2 separate regions of the Mus musculus genome follow, and region 2 is linked to region 1. The links are chromatin contacts, found by Hi-C or POLR2A ChIA-PET in ENCODE. All regions are on one chromosome and are shown on one strand. Each heading gives the region's core, a stretch centred on a gene start or an enhancer-like site at or near the end of the contact. The rest is flanking DNA. Distances are from core to core; before and after follow the strand shown.

Evidence for each region. Hi-C counts contacts between places; a loop is a spot of excess contacts on that map. ChIA-PET counts read pairs that join two places held with the same protein, here RNA polymerase II (POLR2A).
Region 2: a loop to region 1 is called in a map of left cerebral cortex, with 2.4 times the contacts of the local background. The contact joins the enhancer-like site here to the promoter of Tmem131 in region 1. A Hi-C loop is called at or near these places in 1 of 37 maps with a recorded cell type or tissue (left cerebral cortex). POLR2A ChIA-PET finds 5 or more read pairs at or near these places in 1 of 5 experiments (embryonic stem cell).

The regions. Positions count from the first base shown.
Region 1 is chr1:36,938,111-36,940,810 of GRCm38, forward strand. Tmem131 (transmembrane protein 131) reads right to left here and starts at 1,417. Exons shown (of 41, transcript NM_018872.2): 1 at 1,055-1,417. The coding sequence starts at 1,235.
Region 2 is chr1:36,800,559-36,803,276 of GRCm38, forward strand. Tmem131 (transmembrane protein 131) reads right to left here. Exons shown (of 41, transcript NM_018872.2): 33 at 1,267-1,394. Among named protein-coding and RNA genes, the nearest start is that of Zap70, 40 kb to the left of the region's middle. Within about 2 kb of position 1,393, at least 1 of the 3 ENCODE cell types and tissues checked has a DNase peak (open chromatin) inside an H3K27ac peak, as active enhancers do; it is left cerebral cortex, where a contact is called at or near this core.

The DNA of each region.
Region 1 (2,700 bases), core at 167-2,666:
ATAAATAATAAACTGACACAGAGTTGCACTTTAAGGCTAATCTGGTTTACTTTACAGCTGCTAGCCAGTAACAGCGACTTTATACAGGAAAAACAAAAATAATCTAACTAGTTTTCTTCTTAGGGAAAAAAAAAAGCAGCATTCACTGTGAATTAATTCATGAAGGTTCTGTGACTGCTCACACTTCTCCTTGGGCTCACGTTCAGAAACAGGTAGTCCAGAACACCCCCACCCCCAAATTAGTCTTCAAGACTGCAAAGTAATTTCTGATCTTGTCAAAGTACCAGTTTTACAACCTTACAATATTAGAGGAGTTATTAAAACTGGAGTGCGGCTTCAATTGTGAGTTACAGGTGAAGGGTGTGCAAGCTGGGAACTTGACATTCGTTTCTAAGGGCTCACACATCAAAGAGAAAGGCACCGAATTACGTGAGGATATTAAAGCAGAAATGGAAACCGGCTTCCAGTAGCTTACTAGAGGCAAATGAGAGTCTATTTAGGGCTAATAACAAACGATCCTCCATACCGCAAAGGGATAGTGAAGAAGGATACTAAGGAAACAAGAGCCTCTTCAAAGAGATGTCCCAGCAAATAGAAATTTTATAAGCCGTGTATTGAAGCCTTTCCACCAGTCTCGCTTTTTTTTTTTCTTCTTTTTTAACCACCGCATTTTAAAGTGAGCTCGGTCCGCATGCCCAAATTAAAACCTGACAAAGGGAAAACAAGAAAAGCGTCCCGCGATCGACCTAGCAGGAGCCACCAAGAAGCCTAAAAGCGGGGTGCCTCCTCGCATAGCGGGCCAAGTGGCAAGAACCTACAAGAGAGCTCGGGAAGTTTTATGGGCACTGACAGTAGACGAGGGAAAGACCGGGACACGGTGAGGGGAAAGGAATCACGGAGCAGCGGCAGAGCCGCGGCGCGCGGCCGACGCGGCAGCTCGCCGAACCCCGAGTCGCCGGCTCGGGACGGGGCTCGACCCAGCAACTTCGCGCCGGCGCCCGTCGCGGGCCTCCCTCTGCCGCCTGTCGCCCGCCGCCCGCCGCCGGCAACCCACCTTCCTTCTCGGCCCGCGCCGCGGCCACCACGAGGGTCATCACCAGGTGCAGCGCTCCCAGGAGGCCCGCGGCTGCGCTCCGAGGACCCCCGCCTCGGCCAGCCGCGGGCTCCAGCCCGGCCGCGGAGGACGTGGAGGCGGCGGCGGCGGCGGCGGCTGCTCCTCCCGCCCGCTTCCCCATCCTGGCGGGCCGGGGGCCGCCGAGCTCGAGGTCCTGCGCGACCCTTCTCCGCGAGGCGACGGCAGCGGCGCGGGAGCCGTGGTCCGGGCTATGGCCGCGGTGCCCGAGGAGAGAGCGGTTGTGGGCCCAGAGCTCGGGCTCCCGGCGTGGGTCTGGGTCGGTGCGTGCGTGGGAGCGAGAGTGTCAGTCACAGTCTCGGCATCGGCATCGCCTACGAAGAGCCGGAACGGAGAGGCCGCGGGTCAGGCACGGCGGGCGGCCATACTGGAAACGGGCAAGGGCCGCGGGCCCCGGCGCTGGCCTCTAAGGGGCGGGGCAGAGCGCAGGGGCCCGCCCCCTCCGTGCCAATACCTGGGCGGCCCGCCGGTTCGCGTGCTCCCCGTGGACTCCGTGAGCTCCGGCTCCTCGCCCCGCCCTCAGAATCACACGGGCTTCACCGACCGGACGGGCCGGGGCGGCCAACCGCACCCTGTCACTGCCGCACGGCCCGGGAGAAGGAGGGAGAGGGACCCGGGCCGGCCAGGAGTTAAGATGGCGGCCGGAGCTTCACGGAGGCAATGACGGCAGTCACGTGGGAGATAGGGTAGCCACGCTGCGCAGCCGCTTTGGTGCGTGGGCGGGGCCCGGCCGCGCCTCCGACGCCGGGACAAACCCGGGTCTAGTGGTACTGCAATGTCCGAGCCTTTCAGAGGGCTGAGTGCGCATCCGGAGCCCAGCGCCGACAGTCCGTGCCAGTGATTTCTCGGGTCGCACCTCTGCCTCTCGGTGGCTTTGACGTGGGAAGTGTTCAGGGTCCGATTCAATTTCTTGCAGTGCTTCCTTAAGAACGGGGGACCCGCCCTCTTTACATTTGTGTCTTCCAAAGCGTACCCAAGAGGGACTTAATGGAACCTTCGTACCTCTTGTTCACAGGAAGCCCTTTTTATGCAGTTTCTTTGCTTGCTTGTATTTGGAAACTTACCATGTGTGTAAAAAGCATTAGTTGGGGCGGGGTGGAGGAACAAGGCGAGGTGTGCCAGAAATCAGACTGGGTTTTCTCTGTCTTGGAATGATCAATATGTTTCTATGCGCATACTCCTTTCAAAGGCCAAAATCAAAGATGGTGTGTCTTAGTCTCCTGTAAGAAGCACCTCATGTCTCCCAGGTTAAAGTTTGAGTGTGTGTGTGTGTTTTTCTGTGTGTCTGTTTGCTCGATACAAGTCTTAATCTAGGCCCTTTGGGGAAGGGGAAGGAAGGATATTGTCACAGTTTGGTAGCCTGGTCACTTCCCCCCAGAGCCTAGCCCCAGAGTCTTTTTTTGCTTTTCTCAGCTTTTGGTTGAGTTAGTCGATCTATTTAAAAGGCCACATTTGCCTATTGCATGTCTTAGAACAAACTAGAAAAGAAAATGGGATTTCAGAAAACCTTTTTTAAAAGGTACTCAACGTTCTTCCTTCTGCTGTCGTCCTGTTTGTGAAGCAAACAT
Region 2 (2,718 bases), core at 143-2,642, 140 kb before region 1:
GGGTCCAGCTTAGACTTTATAAGGGGGTGGGTCCAGCTTAGACTTTATAAGGGGGTGGGTCCAAAGCAGTGTAATAAACAAACTGGAACAACAACAAAAAGCCCCACCCGCCCCTAAAACAAACAAAAACTCCAAGAATGCCATTTATGGGCAGTGTTACACAATTTTCTGTTCTTCTACTTCTGGCTGGCAGGGTTAGTTTAAAATTCCATATTCTAAAAATGGCAGAAGACTCCTAAAACACAGACACTCAACCTTCTGGTAGAGGCTGTGTGAGCTATTTTTAGGTAAGTTATCTGTAACTGTGGGGGTGTCTATTTTACAAAGTTTAACTTTGCCACTGTAAAATTAATTGGCTTTAAAGTAAAAAAGGTGCCAGACTATTTTATTTTTTGCTAATTCAATATTCCTAAATTAAGCCAGATGGTTTCCCAAAAAAAAAAAAAAAAAAAAAATTTAGAGCTTTTAAATAAAATGGACAACAGCCCACTGACTTGAAATGATTCCATCATCAAGGGTGAGAGAGGTTCAGATGCCAGCTTGGTCTTGGCTCATGTCTTGCACCCTGGAGGCTCTTTCTGGGGTCCAGGGAGGTAACAATGATAAGAGAACCCCCATCCTTCTCGCCTCACCTCCCCATCTGCCATGAACCATCACCTCCACAATGCTAACCCTGACATCAGCTCAGTAGGAAGATGCTAGCCCAGCTTATGAAAATACGAAGAACTCTTAGTCAACAACCCATTAGCTCAACACATCCTTTTTCTTGGGAAGCAGTCCACAGAAAGCCTCCTTATGGGGCCTGCCTGAATTCTGCCCTGTGGGTACTAGACTTCTTCCATGGTAGGCTTGTCTCATTGGGGACACCATCCCAGAACATGATTCAGGCAAGAATAACTCTTCCAAGGTTTACAGCACAGAATTCTAGATCCCAACTGCATCCCTGGTTTGTGACACTGCAGACGCCAAGCTCTTGAGAAAAGTTAGCTCCTTTACCAGTGGGTGACCCGTCAAGGTTACTTCTGTCCACAGGGTAGGTACTGTGGGTCTGTATTAAACCAAGCCTTCACAACAGACTGCTAACCCTACCCTCACATGCCTGGCATCAGAAGCAGGTGCAAACCCCTAAGCATCCACCTGACTAGTAGACATTAGACACGAGAGGCCTAGTGGAACAGCAGTGCATGGCTTCTGCTGCTCACACCCTCCCTTAGAGAAGTGACTGGAGCAATGCCTGGCTCCCACCAACAACCCCACGATACTTACCTGCCTTTCACATCTGTTGGGATTTCTTTCTTAGCGTTTAAGAGCTTTTTGCTCTTGGGCTTCCCTTGAGACAGTTCACTTTCCTGTTTTTCAGGCACGGCTGGTCTCCCCTTGTGCTTCTCTGTATCCTGTAAAGACACAGATGCAGGTGCTCAGAAGGATTAGCAAGATGATGGAAATGAAACCATAACCCAAGACACAGCCATACACGGCAGCCTGAGGAATGACAGAGCCCCACTGCAGAGCTCCTTGCTGGCCTGTAGCTTTCTGTGTAAATCAGGCTTGGCCTTGAAATCCATGTTCACACGTCTGGGCTGCCTGAATGCTGGGTTTACAGGTGTATACAGTACGATGCTGTCCGCATAAACTCCCTTCTTGAAATCTGTTGAACCTCTATCAATGTTTTAGCTGTTTTTAACTTAGTGTAATCGTCTTTTGATGAGTCTTAAGTGTAAAGTCATTCAGATTACATTTATGTGCAGTGGGCAGTGGCAGCATCAATTAGTAGCTTCTTACTAAAGTACCGTGAGTAAAACCTGGTCTCTACTTATAAGACTGATCCAGTAGAGGTTATACGGCTGTATGTATGTATGTCTCAGTACTCTCCCCACAGTGCTGTGTGTATGTATGTCTCAGTACTCTTCCCAGTGCTGTGTGTATGTATGTCTCAGTACTCTTCCCCGTGCTGTGTGTATGTATGTCTCAGTACTCTTCCCCGTGCTGTGGGTATGTATGTCTCAGTACTCTTCCCCGTGCTGTGGGTATGTATGTCTCAGTACTCTCCCCGTGCTGTGGGTATGTATGTCTCAGTACTCTCCCCGTGCTGTGGGTATGTATGTCTCAGTACTCTCCCCGTGCTGTGGGTATGTATGTCTCAGTACTCTCCCCGTGCTGTGGGTATGTATGTCTCAGTACTCTCCCCGTGCTGTGGGTATGTATGTCTCAGTACTCTCCCCGTGCTGTGGGTATGTATGTCTCAGTACTCTCCCCGTGCTGTGGGTATATGTCTCAGTACTCTCCCCGTGCTGTGGGTATATGTCTCAGTACTCTCCCCGTGCTGTGGGTATATGTCTCAGTACTCTCCCCGTGCTGTGGGTATGTATGTCTCAGTACTCTCCCCGTGCTGTGGGTATGTATGTCTCAGTACTCTCCCCGTGCTGTGGGTATGTATGTCTCAGTACTCTCCCCGTGCTGTGGGTATATGTCTCAGTACTCTCCCCGTGCTGTGGGTATATGTCTCAGTACCGGCTTGCCAGAAGATGCTATACTTCTCTAGTCATTTGCTAAAATGGGAACTAAGTCCAATGCTCCAGCACAAGTTACAAATGAAATGGGATTAGACAGGGCACCAGGCCAACTGCAAGGCACTGCAAAGGGACAGTGGGACATGCGCATCCTATGTGAAACATGAAATCACCCAGGGAACAGAGCCGGGACTGCTTGTGAACTGAT